Linked DNA regions of Mus musculus: all the other regions are linked to region 2. Evidence: chromatin loops called from intact Hi-C (ENCODE). Cell type or tissue: heart. All regions are shown on one strand. Region 1 has its middle 12 kb from the start of Gm4131. Region 2 holds the start of Fam124a (family with sequence similarity 124, member A). Region 3 has its middle 9.6 kb from the start of Defb48.

Region 1 (5,000 bases), 62 kb before region 2:
TGATCCTGCTTCCACTTCCTAAGTGTTAGGATTACAAATGTGAGCCATCATGCCAAGCTAGAAAACAAAAAAAGTATCATCTTTAATTCATACACACTGAGGTAGGTAGATTGGCAAAGCAAGCAGGTAGCATAGCATCTCCCTAGATTCGTTGAAAACTTTCGCTCTTGTGCTTCCTAATCGCTTCTTCATAAATCACCAGCAGATGCAAGGTCCTGGCACCTCGTGGGTCTTTATTCTGATCACTTAACCTCATGTGACGCCAACCCCACAGGAAAGCTTATTTACGGAGGAAAGAGAGAAAGACAGCAAGCCTTAGAAAGGGGTCTGTTCTGCATATGGCCGTGTCTCCTTGGCTAACCAGTTCTCTCTGGCCTTTTCTGGACACCCTGACACAAAGAAAGTACTCCAAACTTGTGGGCCGAGTGAACAGTTGGCCATGTGAATGTTCAGCTGGCCCACAGGCTGTGTCCCCCACCATCCAGTCTATCCCAGAACTCCCTTGACCACACGGCCCTGCTGCCTTGCATGGTTTGAGTCTGGTTTTGGAATGAGAACGTGCCCGAGCATTGGAAACAGGATGTGAGGAGAGGTGGTTGTCATTGGTGGTGTTATGACAACTACGGCAGACATTCTCAGAGCTCTTCTGACTTCTTGGCACTCACCAGGGTTGGTGAGACATTTCCTCATGTCTCCTGAGAATTGAAACAGTCCCCCACAGAGCTTCAAGAACCAGTTAGGGCTTCAGTTTGATCTAGGTTTTGGGAGGTTTGTGTTTGTTTGTTTTTTTGTTTTGTTCTGTTTTTTTGTTTGTTCGTTTGCTTTTTTAACTTTCTAACACTTCTCATTTCTATGATTCCTAACTCCTACGGTGTGACTCTGTGCCCTCAAAATAAACCACCTGGCTTTCATCTGGGGTTGTCCTTTATCTTTCCAGGGGTTCAATATGACTTTTCCATTTAGTAGGTCTCCAAAGAAACATGCAGTGAAAACCCACGTAAACACTGCTCACTTTCCTCCTGAGTTTTGCCTGGGAAAGGGACCTGGGGAGACTGTTCCAATGCTCAGAGTGTCTGCCACAAGCCTGCCCACCAGTGACCATCTCTCCATGGGTACTAGTGCCCATCTCATTAATGACAAGTAAGGAACGGGTGTGCCCAGAAGCAACAAGTCTCTCAAGATCACAAGACTGGCAAACATGCCAGGCACCTGTGTAACCCCGACATGTAATTATGTCGCCTCCCTCTTAAGTCCCCAGCTCCCGGGGTGCCTCTTACAGAAAGACTTGCTCTTTATTTGCTCTCGAGGGGCCTAGGGAAACCATCAAACCGCTGCTTCATTTAAGTACAAACGCCTGGCTGAGGTATGTTTCCTGCAGCATGGATCGCACCTGCTAAGCATATATATTTCAATACTTAAACCCTTCTACTGCCTTTAAGCAGAGAATGGCTGGCCAGTTCAATACAATAACTCAGAGAGCTGAGGGGGAGAAGCCTCACAGCTCATTTACAGTGCTGGGGGAATTAAGGAGTTATGGGAAGAGAATATTGAAAAATGTCAAGGCTCAGCAGGATTCCCACTGCTCATGCATAACTGCTCTGGTCACCTCCGCTAGCTGCCAGCATCCAGTCATACCCTGTGTCTGTACAGGTCTATACAGTTCTCAGGCTTATCCGCTATCAACCAACAAATATTCACTGTGGGATAGTCTCTGCTCGTCGCGGTCCTGGACTCGCTTGGGAGTTTCCTGGTTCCATCTGTCTGTCCTCTTCGTATGTAGTTAAAGCAGTAAAACCACAAGAACTGAGCTTTTGCCTAGTGGCCGCTGATATCCTTTAATACTGCATGTGTGTTTCCTGTCTGTCACCAGAGGGCAGCTCTCCCACGCTCACCTTTGCTCTGGAACTGAGTAGACAGCAGGAACAATGCAGCCACTGTCCTCAAGGGGATGCTGTGCGCGGCTTACGGCAAGGAAACTTGCTTGAATTAATGGATTCTAGTTTCATGTCCGTGCCCAAATACCTCTGCATGGATGCGTGGACCTACAAGATTGCCGTTCTCATCTAAATGTTGTGAATCGTTTAATAAACACCTGCCGTAGAACAGAGACTGTGCCACTTCTATAGTCTCCCTTTAATGAGGAATTGTGGGCCTTGAGCGTCTTACATGAAATGGCCTGAAGGATATTTGTCTTAACACTTAATAAGATAAGCATTTCCCTCTGATCCTGCTGACACCACCTAATTGGCTTAAAAAGTGTCGTTACTATTAATAATAACATTAAAAATGATTACATCCAGATAAAATTCTAGTTTTCATGTTGTGTGTGTTGGGGAGTATATGTTGTGTACACAGGTATTTGCATTTGGGTGCATACATGAGGCACAGAAGGACAAACAATTCTTTCTTCTATTGCTCTCCACCTTGTTCTCTTGAGACAAGAGTTCTTACTGAACTTAAAGCTTGCTATTTTGACTTTGCTGGCTGACCAGCCAGTTCCCAGTTCCTGACATCTTGCCTGCTGTGGCTTTGAATTTGGGTCCCCAGGGTTGCATGCAAGTTCCCCCAGATGCTAAGCTTTTCCCTAGCTTCCCAAACTATTTCGATGAGCTGGGATGATAAAAGGATTCAAAAGAGTATATTATAATTTTTTTCCTTGGTGTTGAAGTATTCTAGAATTGAGATACAAATTTAAAAATCATTATTTCTCCATCCATATGTTAACATTTCTGCACCAAGAGTTCTGTGGTGCTGTTTTGGGAGAACAATGCTCGAAAATAGAAGGTGCTGTGCACAGAGCGAGCCTGCCAACAGGTCCAAAGCAGGGACTTCTGCCCAGGAATGGAGGAAGTCATTTCTAGCTCTATTTGACTGACAAAGGCCTGTGCCAGGCCCGATTAGTTTGATAAATGGAAACTTCAGTACTGAACAGATGTCTGATCAACGTTTAACGCTGCTTGGGATTGGAAGTGGGACAGGCCTGCAAAGAAGTTATGATGTCATGTCTGGAAGGTGTGATGTCAGGAAGTAACTAGCACTGGTGTGAGTCACTTATTAACCCATTCATGCCTGGCAGTAGCAAGAAGCTATGGGAAGGAAGCTGACTCACAGAAAGGCTGTGTGTCTTGTTTGGAGCCTCCCATCTGGATTGGGGCTGATTGTAACTGGTGTGTGTGGGGAGCTGGGGAGCCTGTTTGTTGATTGACTTTCATACGCTCCTGCTTCCTTATGTGTACGAATCATAAGTATCACAATGTCACATGTAAAACGCCTGCACGGTGCCAGGCATTCACTAATTCCTTGTATTCTTCTTGTCCGGCCTGATTATTTTACCCAGGAGGGAACAAAGAGCCAAAATGGTAGGGAACTGTCTAAGATCTCAGCGCTAGTTCAAGTGAGGATGGGGTACCAGCAGAACCCAGTCGAATTTGGAAGTGAGTGACGCTTCCAACCTAAGTATTTTCCTCAGCAGCTAGCTGTGTAACCTTGAACGAATCAGGACATTTCCTTCTCAACAGTCTCCTCACAGGCCTTAGATGTGGAGCGATTTTGAGGTCTGCAATCAGTGGTATCATTATCACTAATAGAGTACCACTACCTAGTCCTTATTCCTGGGGAGCTTTAACAGTGTTCAGAGATGAGAGTAGGAGGAATCTTTATATGCCAAATATGGATGGTTCATACAGCCCAGACTTAAGGCTCATGATGTGACCTCAGGAATTCTGGGAGGGCCTTCTTGAGCCCTCTCTCTGCTAGAATCTTCCATGAGAATGCAAAGCTTCAGAAATGATCTGTCCATTATACTCCAACCCTATTGACACCACCAAAACCCCAGCAGAGAACCCCAGGGCCTGGTACCCACCATGAGCTTATTAAAACCCTCATTTTCATGAATCTGGTCACTTCCCTCAGAGCCTAATTGTAACCATGCTGCCAGAAATGGAGAGACATTTTATATTTTAAAGAGACAAGTACTAGTTACATTTCTCTTGCTGTGATAGAACATCATGTCCAAGACAACATATTAAGGAAAGTGTTTTATTGAGCCTATGGTTCCAGAAGGCTGTGGTGGTGGAATGAAGGCACAGGAACAGTTGAGAGCTGAGACCCCAGAAAGCAGAGGCAGACAGGGAAGTGGGAGTGGCTTTTGAAACCTAAAAGCCTGCACCCAATGACACACATCCTGCAACAAGGCCACACCTTCTAATCCTTCCCCAATAGCTCCACCAACTGGAAGCCAAAGTTATTCAGACATACGAGCCTTTGGGGGCTGTTCTCAGACACTGTCTCTCATCTGGCTACCAGACGTTGGATCAATGGGCCCCAAAGAAGAGGGAATTTCCCCAGAAATCTCATGGGGGAGAAGGATGAAGTGCCAGCCAAAGGGAGAACTTTTCCCCCTAAAAGGGATTTCACACATTACTAATAACCTGTCAGACTACCTGTAAGAATAAGATTAAAATCCATTTAATGATGGGTCATTGGTAGGAGTGACAACCCATTAGCCAGGATTTCTTAGATTGTTTACCCTTGGTCTGATAAGCCATCTTGCTTCTATATTAGGCTTAAAAGCCATCTTATAGTAAAGACAAACCAAGCTCATTCCCATTTATTAATCTCCATGAATAAATCTCCATTTCTCAAGGATTGGACTGTGCGCTACCTTTGACCTTAGCTACAAATGGTTCTGTTCCAGGTAATGGTAACCATGCCTTTGCTCCAAAAGATTGTTATGACCACCTTGTTATGACCACCTTGTTATGCCCTGACCACCTTGTCATGACCACCCTGTTATGACTGCCTTGTTATGACCACCTTGTTATGACCACCTCACTATGACCACCTTGCCACCATGTCTTTGCTTCAGGAGGTTGTTATGACCCACTTGTTATGCCTATGTTCTGCATCTGTATCCCCACCTATTTGTCTGCCAAATTCTTCATTTGGAAGCCCCCTACTCCTGAACCATAAAACCCCTCATCTTACTTATGGCCAAGACT
Region 2 (5,000 bases):
TACATTAACTTGTCTTTAAGAGAACAACGTAACCAACCTCACTTGCCTTAGATTTCTCGTTTAATCAGCTTTTACACCGTAAGCTAATGCATAGCTTTAATTTTAGGTTATGTATTCTTTTATGCCCCTGACTCAGAGCTAGCTAGCATTCTCTCTCCCTCTCCCCCTCCCCCTCCCACTACCCCCCCCACCTCCCCCACCCCCGGCTCTAGAATCAGGCTGAGACTCTGAGACACAGTCTCATGGACTCAATACCTACTGGATTTTCCACCTTTCTGTGAGGACACAGCTAACTCCCTCAAGCCACCTTAATGAATCCTCTTTCAAATACATATATTCATTCCATCTGCTCTGTTCCATAAGAGAAACCCAACTAATATGATCTGAAACCAACCTTATGTGGCAAACATCTCACACAAATGTTGGAAGCAACCCATGGATATCGTCTGATAACGTGCTTGCTTTTGTGCTGTTTGCTTTTCTGGGTCAATAAGATGACTTCTTTCCTGGTAAAATGCTGTTAAAGATGTCTGACATCCTTCATCCCTTTCCCAATGCCAAGCTCTAGGTGCTGCTCAGTAAGCACAGAGCAAAAACCTTTGTTAGGGACAGGCACAAATCATAAGTGTCAGGCACAGACACACAAGAGACAGGCTGGCCGGCCACCACAAACTACAAACACACAGAAGACATGAGGCACACGTGGAAAATTCAACTGTGGGCTTTCTTTCCCTCGGCCAAATTAAACCAACATTCCTTAAAGTGAGATCAATGTGTTTGGCGCCTCTGAGGTTCTGTTTAATGTTAGCAGATGCATTTTGATTCTTTATTGGGGGGGGGGGGAATAGAGGAAAGACTTAACAGGTGATTCGCTCACAGGTTGAGAATTTTCAGTTCGTGGCTGCTCACCTCCAAGGCTTTTGGCCTCATGCCACACAGGGTGTGTTAGGGCAGAGGTTCTACCCAGCGGGGACAGGATAAGTCCCCAGTGACCTACTTCCTCCAGCTACACATGCCACACACATGCACACACTGTCTAATAGTCCAATTAACTATGAATTCATCCAGGGATTGATCCATTGATGAGGGTAGCACCTTTCTGATCCAATCAACTTCCCAAAAAGCCTACCAGCTGCCCACCAAGCTTCAGATGACGTTTTTAGATTCAAAACCACAACACGGTAAATCGGCTTAAATCTTCCTTAAAGAACTATTCCTTTGTTTAAGCTAATGAGCACCAAACTGAATATAACACATCCATTTTTGCTTGTTTGGGGGAAAGAATTTAAGGTTTAGGGAAGGCTATTCAGATTTGGCATAGGCACACTTACCGATATTTTTTTTTCCTGATCGATACTGCATTTCTACTCTGCTTTTGTCTACTGCCCTTCTCTTTTGTGTAATGTGTTTAAAATTAGAGTCCGAAAGCAATGACAAATATGTAAAGTGGGAAGAGCAGGAGAGAGAGAGGGAGAGAGAGAGAGAGAGGGAGGGAGGGAGGGAGGGAGGGAGGGAGGGAGGGAAGGAAGGAAGGAAGGAAGGAAGGAAGGAAGGAAGGAAGGAAGGAAGGAAGGAAGGAAGAGGATTGTTCTTCACAGCTTGTCACACAGAAGTGACACCGCTGTGCCAGTTGAGAGGGCATGCAGGTAGCTAGCCTTCACCTGGGACACTGACAGCTCCCGTAACCAGTACTTGGCATGTAGCAGAACTCACACGCAAACTGTTTTACAGACATGATCTCTTGTAACTCAAAATGGAGGTTCAGGGACGATCACAGACGTGATCTCTTGTAACTCACAACAGACAGAGAAGATAGCAGTAGCCCAATATGCGAAAAAATTAAGGCTCCAGGAGGTTAAATAACTTGTCTGAAAAGAAAAGATGACAGGGTCATAGCTGGTTGGCAGAACATGCTCAAGGTTGCGTCTTCAGCACTACCCTACAAAAGCGAATACGACATACACTTAAGTGCCTTCCACTGCTTCTAATGACAACACCACCAGAATTAAGTCTAAGTTGTTCTTACCCCACCACCGCCGCCGCTCCCAAGTTGCCTCACTGGCTAGAGTGGAAAAATGACTTCCTGCTACTTCAATTATTAACCCATCCTAAGGGATGGCTGGGTTTAACAACGTCAATGTCCATCACCCTCTTGCTGCCAGACCCCTTTGAATGGAAGCACACCCAGGACTCTTCGTGTTATTTTAAGATAGATAACAAAAGAATACATTCTCTAGCAAGTTGGGTCAGTGAGCAAGGCGATAATGAATTCAACGTCTGCAGTTCTGAGAAACACCCACGTGTTTTAACTGGTCCTCAAATGGCGATATCACACTCTGCCCTGGTTGCGCTGGTGGGTGTTTCCCAGTACTGCTCGCAGAATGGGGCTGAAAAAAATCTCTGGGCAAGCCCGGGGACTCCAGACTCTTTACTGTGGACCCAGGGGAGGGCAGCTTTGCTACTAGACTCCATACATGGGGCCCGCACCAGTCACTATAGAACGCACAGCGCTGGCATGCACCAGGCGGGTTGCAAGATAAATACTGCACGCCCACTGCACTCCACGCCCACTGCACTCCTCGCTCATGGAGAGAGTCCATCCCCCGGCACCTCCCGCACTCACGCTCGCGCTCGTGCACACGCGCGCATCCCGTGCACCCGCTCGGATCCTCGCCTGGTGGCACCCGGCGCGCCCGCGCAGCGCCGAGCGGAGGGCGGGGAGGGCGCGGCCGCGAGAGGGCGCGGCGAGCGGCTTCCTCGCGGGGCCGGGTTGTTGCGGAGGCCGGAGACGAGGCTCTCGGAGGGTCCCCGGGGCCGAGGGAGCGCGGACGGCACGCGCGCCATGAACCCGAAGGCGGGCGGTGAGGAAGAGGACTGCGTGGACTCTGGCGCCGAGACCGGAGGGTGAGCTGAGCCCAGCCGGGCGGGGCGGGAGCTCAGTACTTGCGCTCGGGAGCCCGAGCTGGGGAGGCAGTCCTGGGGTTGGGGTGCAGTATCTGCGAGCCAGCGGCATGGTCTGTGGTTGCCTGGGTCAGGGTGGGAAGGGGCGAGAAGAACCCCACCCCGGGCTGCTAGGTGATGGGACCCGAGGTTCAGCGTCGTTCCTCGCAGCCCTGTGGCCCCACGGTGCCAGGTTCAGCCACTATCCCCCTTCACCTAGAGATGCGCCTGCACTTGTTCCAGCCAGGCAACTCTGATAGCTTTGGAGCCCCAGGCTGCTGAGGAGGAAAGCAGGTGGAGAGGGTGGGACACCAGCACAGGAAAAAGACTCCGAAGCCGGCTAGGAGGACTTCATATCTCACTTATACTGTGCTGCTGAGCGGCCTCTCCACCCCGCCAGCCTGGAGTACCCACAGGATGCTGTGATGGGGTCTTGTGTGCTTCAATGGACTCAGTAATTAGCTCCAACCTTTGGAGGCTAATTAGTCCTCTCCCAACAGCAGTTTTCCTGAGTAGGACAAAAGACGGAATGCATTTTCAGAAACCAATGTCCCGTGATGGTCTCCACCCAGCCCATATCTAGAGGATTTTCCTGTGCACAGTCAGCACCACAGCCAGGATACAAGTGCTACCCCAGTAGGAACGTGTGTCTTTTCCTATCTAGAGAAGTCCTGCTAGAGGTCAGGGGCTACCCAGGCTACAGAAGACCTCGGAATTCCTGGAAGGTGGAGAGGTTTCAAACTAATATTAGGATTTGGCAATCTACTGAGAACAGGGAGGGAGGCCAGTTCCAGAATGGACCTATGTTCTGACCTAACCCACGAAAGCGTCCCTCAAGCTCGTCCTGCCTCCCAACCCCACCCCTCCTTGCAGCCTTCTCCACCAGCCCAACCCTAAATCTGGACTGTCATTCTTCCCTACACAGCAGGCTTTCTCTTGTTACCCAACCATGGTAACCGTGACAGAGGAGTAACTTGATTTGATGTCCCCACCCCTGCCCACCATTGCTTTTGCTTCAATTCTGTTGGTGTACAGTTGTCAACTTAGTTTATTTCCTGATATTTTGGTGCTGGAGTTCCAACCTAAGTACAATAGACAAGGATTCTTTCACTAACTCACACTGCCATTATGTATCAACTTTAGTTGACCATCTTTGGCTCTTCTCCCCTCCCCCATGGTTAGTTGAACCATGAATAGAAGAAACAAAGCAAATATTGCCTGCTGTGTTATAGTTGGCATGAAGCAGTCACTGTCCCACTAATTTTCAACTTGAAGGGCTTACCTAAAGCAGATGTTTGCCCAAGGGTCTTGCCTTGGAGAAGAGGAAGTAGCGCTGTCTTTGAGGGGTGTCTTCACCCTAAAAGCCAGACTAGTATGACTACCAGGACACTTGGGATGAGCTAGTTAATATGGGGACACCCGTGCTTCTAGTTCCTACTTGTCATTAAAGAGTGTTGCTGTAACAGGACATTGTTCAAAGAACTCTTATTATGCCACTAGAAAACGTAAATTAATATGTAAGATGATATTATTTTACACAGAAGTTTCAACTTGTGACCATTAACCTTGTGTTTGCTGTTGACCTCTGTGTAGTTTGAATTTTGGTTTCGCTATCAAGAGTGCTGTTAATAGTTGGCTCGTTCTTTCTTTCTGCTGTTTTCCCTCTCTCTTTTCTCCAAGCTGAATATAGAGCACATAAAGCTCACTCACTGAATGTTTGCTACTTGTTGTTGTTGTTGTTGTTGTTGTTGTTGTTGTTGCTGTTGTTGTGTTGTTGGAAACCAGGTCTCATGCATTCCAGGTTGAACTTGAAATCACTAAGTAGCTGATGACAGCCTTAAGCCCTGATCTTCCTGCCTCCCTTCCCAAATACTGGGTTTACAGGCATGCAGCCCATGCCAGGATTTCCTCAGTATGTCCCTCTCCCTTCCCAGTGTTTACAGCTCTTTTGTCTATCAATGGCAGGAATGGGATGTAGCCTTGGGTTGTTAGTTCCTCTCCGCTGGCCACTTCTCCTCAGGTGTTTCTTTGCTCTCTGACCTTGCCATCCTGGCAGGCTT
Region 3 (5,000 bases), 420 kb after region 2:
TGCAAGCTACTATGAACGCATGGGGGTGGGGCAGGATGGTTCTTGCAACAGTGACATTTCAGCTAAGTCGCAAGAGAGAGGCAAGAATGAGCAGGTGGAAAGTCGAAATGGGAATGAGTGTGCCAAGGGAGGGGTCAACCCAGGGAGTAGCACTTAGTGAACAAATGGGAAGGTGGGGCTGTTTAAGTCAAGAAGTGCCTCTGCCAGCAATACTGTCAATGTGTATGAAGCTAAGAGACAGACTGAAACAACAAAACAGATGAGCATGTCTACGATCCCTCTCCCGCCTCTGTCAAAGAAGCCTCTGGGGAGAGTCGGCTCCATGAGCATCACAGTGGCCAAGGTCATTAGGCCAGTGTGGCAGCATCAGAGCTGAAGGAAGGGGACAGATGGAAGGCAGGTTTCAGAAGGGTCCGGAAGGCATCACTGATGGAGTGGGCGAGGCCGGAGGGGAGCTGTCAAGGATGAATGAGTTGTGCACAGGTGGGTGGTGCCAGGTGCCACCGGGGACCTAGTTAGAGAGGGATCCGGCCACAGAGGGCTGATAAAAGGCCAAGGTTGGCCATGCTGAGTTTGAGATATTTGAGATCTGGACTTGAAGTTCAAAGAGGAAATCTGGTCTAGGTAGAGGATCCAGGACACATGATAGAGTGAGAGATGGGGTAAAAGAGAGAAGAGAACAGGATAGGGCTGGGGAAATTCAGTATCTACAGGCTCTGTGAGGAGAAGCTATCACCCAGGGCAGGGCTTCTTAAACTTGCCCACTCGGTGGGAGCCCCTTCGCATAAGAAATCTACATGTGACCCAAGGTATAAAGGTATAAAGCGTAGGTGTTCGAGGAAAGCATTTGTTGATACTAAGCTTCAACTTCTCTCCACAACCCCTTCAGTCCTGGCTTGCTCACCATTTCTATACTACTCAGGATCACCTTCTTAGGGATGACACTGCCCCTGGTGGGCTGGGCCCTCCCATACCCATCATTATTCAATAAGACACCGACAGAATTGCCCACAGGAGATGTGGTAGCATCATTCTTTCAGTTGAGATTCCTCTTCCACGATGGGTCTAGCTTGTGTCAAGTTGACCAAAACCAACCAGGACATTTTTTAAAAAGAAATCTATTTTTAAACAATTCATATATATATATATGTATATATGTTCAATATATTTCCACTATACATATACCATTTACTAAACATATATTTATACATATATATATATAAACATATATGTGTGTGTATATATGTGTGTGTTTAGATAGATAGATAGATAGATAGATAGATAGATAATATATTACCATTTACCAAAAACAAAAGCAAATTTACATACTAGCGAGATGGGCATCCTTGTTCATTTTTAAGTGAAGAATTAAATCTTGGCTAAATGTTTGATACTGTAGGACACACTATCTTTTGCAAACTACATGCTGTCTCGGGAGCTCTCTCAGAGCTTCTGTTGCCACAGAGGTTACATGTGTGTGCTATGGACGCTCACATGATCCAGAGTCTCCTCCACTCCAGGGAAGTCACCCCGGACTCACTCACTCACTCGTGTTGACTTCTGCCTTCCACAAGCACAAGCAGGAAGATGCACACGAGTTTCTGAATGTCAGGCACGCACCCTGCCTGCCTGGGGACCAGCGTCTGAGGGTAGCACCCTGGGCCATGAGCTGATATTTGGAGGTTCCTAAAGATCTCAGATCAAGTATCTCCTCTGCCAGGGCACCTGGGGTACCTTTGACCCCTTCCTGGACGTCCCCCTGGATATCAAGGTGGTGCAGAGTGTGGACGAAGCCTTAGAGGGTTTACTGAAGGTGAAAGATTCTTTGGCGAGCAGGGGAGACCACACTACGCAGACCTACCACTGTGGCAGTTGTGCAGGCTCCCAAGACCCTGACTGCACAAACTGTGTTGAAGGTTTCCTGCTGGTGTTGAATTGACTTTCAGATTTCACAGGTGACAAAGTAGACAGGGAAGTGAGCTACCCTAAGTCCCTTGAGTGTATACATGTCTCAGCCTAATAAAGGATCACTTGTGTGTGCCCTCAATGTTGTGGCGATCCATGTCAGTGCTACTTGTCCCAAAGAACATTACCTCTGTTATGTCAAAGCTGGCAATGGCCAGTGGTATAAGATGGGTAATATAAGATGTGACTTCTGTCCTGAGGCAGCCTGCCCGGGTGCTTTTTATGCATACAGAAGACTGATCTCTAAAAAAGACAGTCTCCATGACCCGTAGGCAAAGCAAACAGGGCTCTTACCAAGTTTGGGAAGTCTGGCAGAGAGCACTCAGCAGGATCCTGCATGGGAACTGAAGATGCTCAAGAGAATACAGCAGCCAAAAGAAATCCCCTAACAGGGGAACTCAGTTGCTCAAAGCCTGCGCTGGACCTCAGGATAATTGAACCCACTCTACCAGCCGATACAGTTGCGATTCACCAGTTCAGACACAATTCCTGGTTCAGAGTGAACCAGGGGAAGAACTGTCCTGACAAGAACAATTACCCCCGTCCCAATTCTGCCAGGCTCCTGTCTGCTCTGGACGGGGAAACAAAGAGTTAAGCAAGGAGAGCAAGCAAGGGCAGAGGCTTCTAGCTGATTACTAACGTTCAGTCTACTAGCTGACCCCGGGTACTGTGGACACACAGGGAAATCTGAGGATGCCCCGAGAAGAAATGGATTTGCCCACCAGGAAGAACAAAATGTCTCACCCTTCAGGAGGTCTCCATTCATCTGCTGTGTCCTTGTCTGCCACCTCCACCACGCCTGCTCCCACCCCCTCCAGGGCCCCCAGCTGAAACCCCGAGAACAGACAATTCGGATGTGGAAGAAACTGCCTAGGGTCCTAATAAAAGTTGAACCCCAGAAAGTTCCTGGATTCTTGGGAGAAGCCTGCAGCGCCCTCTGCTGGAACTCACTGGCTTTGAGCAAGGTAGACAATAACTCACTGCCCACAGCAAAAGCACTTTTATAGTTATTTCCTGTAAAAAATTTTCTCTTGGGTTTTCTGTAGAGCATGCATTGTAGGGACTTTTTGGTTCACTGTGCTTGAGATGCGATTCTTTTGACCAAATAAATCCTGTTACTTGACACTTTATCAGTCTTTCATTTTGTCTCTAAAGCAAATTGACATTGAATATTAATCAAAGTTGTAGTAACACTGGCCTTGTAGATTCTATTTAAGTAGGTATGTTTCTGAGACTTGAATTTCAGTGAGTGAAAGCTTACCTGTTATTAATAATTTATAAGACGAGTAAGAGAATCTAAGAGTTTTACTTTAGAGAATGCCAGTCTTGGAAAAGCAGGACACAGGTATGATGCTGTGAAGCAGACGTGGGAAAAATGTGGGTGTAAAAGAGGGAAGAAGGGAGTGTGGAGATGCCATGGAGGGGCCATTCAGGGCTTGAGAGCATGGGCTGCTCTTCCGAAGGACACAAGTTTAATTTTTCAGCACGTACACTGTACTTCCCAACCTTCTGTAGCTCCAGTTCCAGGGGAGCATTCCAACTCCCTCTTCTGGCCTCTGCAAGCACTGGCTACACATGATGCACAGACGTAAAAGCAAGCAATGCCCAAACACAAATAAGCAAGCAAACAAACAAACATAAATAAATGCAGGGACTAGAGAGACTGCTCAGCGGTTAAGCTCACTGGTTGTCTTATAGCAGTCCCAGGATCAGTTCCTAGCATAGATTCATGCCTAGTATTCTAGCGCTAGCTGACTACCCACAGCTAGATGAAGTGACATATGTAGTCCTTTACAAATACCCTTCTGCTGGGCTGGAGACGCAGCTCATCGGTTAAAAGCACTGGCTGCTCCAGAGGTCCTGAGTTCAATTCCCAGCACCAATGCGGGAGAGCCCAGTCCATTGTGGATGGCGCCATCCCTAGGCTGTGGTCCTGGGTTCTATAAGAAAGCAGGCTGAACAAACCATGGTGAGCAAGCCAGTAAGCAGCGCCCTTCCATGGCCTCTGCATCAGCTCCTGCCTCCAGGTTCCTGCCCTGGTTGAGTTCTGTCTTGACTTCCCTTCAATGATGAACAATGCTTTGGAAATGTAAGCCAAATAAACCCTTCCCTCCACAACTAGCCTTTTGGTTTTGCTGTTTGGTCACAGCAATAGAAACTCTAAGAGAGCTAAGAACTTCCCTTTTGAATTGATTAATGAAGCTGTCCCAGGCAGCGGTGGTGCAGACTTTCAATCCAGCACTTGAGAGGCAAAGGCAAGTGGATCTCTGTGAGTTTGAGGCCATCCTGGTCCACAGACTGAGTTTCAGACAGCCCAAGATACACAGAGAAACTTATCTCACTCCCCCCACTCCAAAGGAAGCTGTAAGATTTTCAGCCTCTTCTCTTAGCTTTCAGAGGTTCTCCCTCCGTCCTGTCACCCCCTACTTTCTTTCTTTGTTTTCATATGTTTCTGATTAATTCTCATGAACTTAAAGTATTGTTCCAAGCTATTTTCTTCTAACCTTACTCCAGTTCTCTCCTCTCTCCTGTCTCCCAGGATTATTCTCTCCACTCTTACATGATCTGCAAATTCTTGGTGTCCTGTCTTTTAATTTAATTTATTGGCTCTGTCTGTGAGAATTTGTCTGTTTTATAATTTTTTTCCTTCATTGTTGCCAGTTGTGAATCTGTTGAGTTTCTATTACAGTTTTTAATGTGGATTGGTTTTTTTGAGACTGGGTTTTTCCATGTGGCCCTGGCTGTCCTGAAACTCACTCTGTAGTTCAAGGTGGCCCCAAACTCAGAAATCCACCTTCTTCTGCCACCCAAGTGCTGGGATTAAAGACGTGTGCCACCACTGCCTGACCTGGAAACAGCAGGTTTTAAATGATTTTTATTTTTATTTTATAGGTATTTTGTGTTTAGCTTCATGGACATATGTTTACCAAGTACGTGTCCAGTGCTGTAGAGTCAGAGGAGGGTGTTGGGTCCCCTGGAAATGGAGTTAGAGATGGCTGTAAGAGAACATGGCTGTGCTGGGAACCAAACTCAGG

The links. Hi-C counts contacts between places; a loop is a spot of excess contacts. Peaks named below come from ENCODE experiments on the same cell type or tissue, not always from the same donor. Only the 100,000 strongest peaks of a DNase experiment are listed, where the experiment ranks them.
Region 1: it touches region 2 in a loop (2.0-fold over the local background); 9 of 42 quality-filtered maps call a loop at or near these places.
Region 3: a loop joins it to region 2, with 2.5 times the contacts of the local background. A loop is called at or near these places in 3 of 42 quality-filtered maps.

The regions. Positions count from the first base shown.
Region 1 is chr14:62,490,761-62,495,760 of GRCm38, forward strand. No RefSeq gene overlaps it. Among named protein-coding and RNA genes, the nearest start is that of Gm4131, 12 kb to the left of the region's middle. In heart, a CTCF peak has its summit at 1,906 (motif pointing right); a DNase peak (open chromatin) is centred at 1,911.
Region 2 is chr14:62,553,011-62,558,010 of GRCm38, forward strand. Fam124a (family with sequence similarity 124, member A) reads left to right here and starts at 2,727. Exons shown (of 4, transcript NM_001243857.1): 1 at 2,727-2,904. The coding sequence starts at 2,843. In heart, CTCF peaks have their summits at 2,727 (motif pointing right) and 2,940; DNase peaks (open chromatin) are centred at 2,611 and 3,631; H3K4me3 peaks cover 1,882 bases; H3K27ac peaks cover 964 bases; H3K27me3 peaks cover 2,066 bases.
Region 3 is chr14:62,972,379-62,977,378 of GRCm38, forward strand. It overlaps the pseudogene Gm21021. Among named protein-coding and RNA genes, the nearest start is that of Defb48, 9.6 kb to the right of the region's middle. In heart, a CTCF peak has its summit at 2,908 (motif pointing left); no DNase peak of the experiment used is centred here; H3K4me3 peaks cover 245 bases.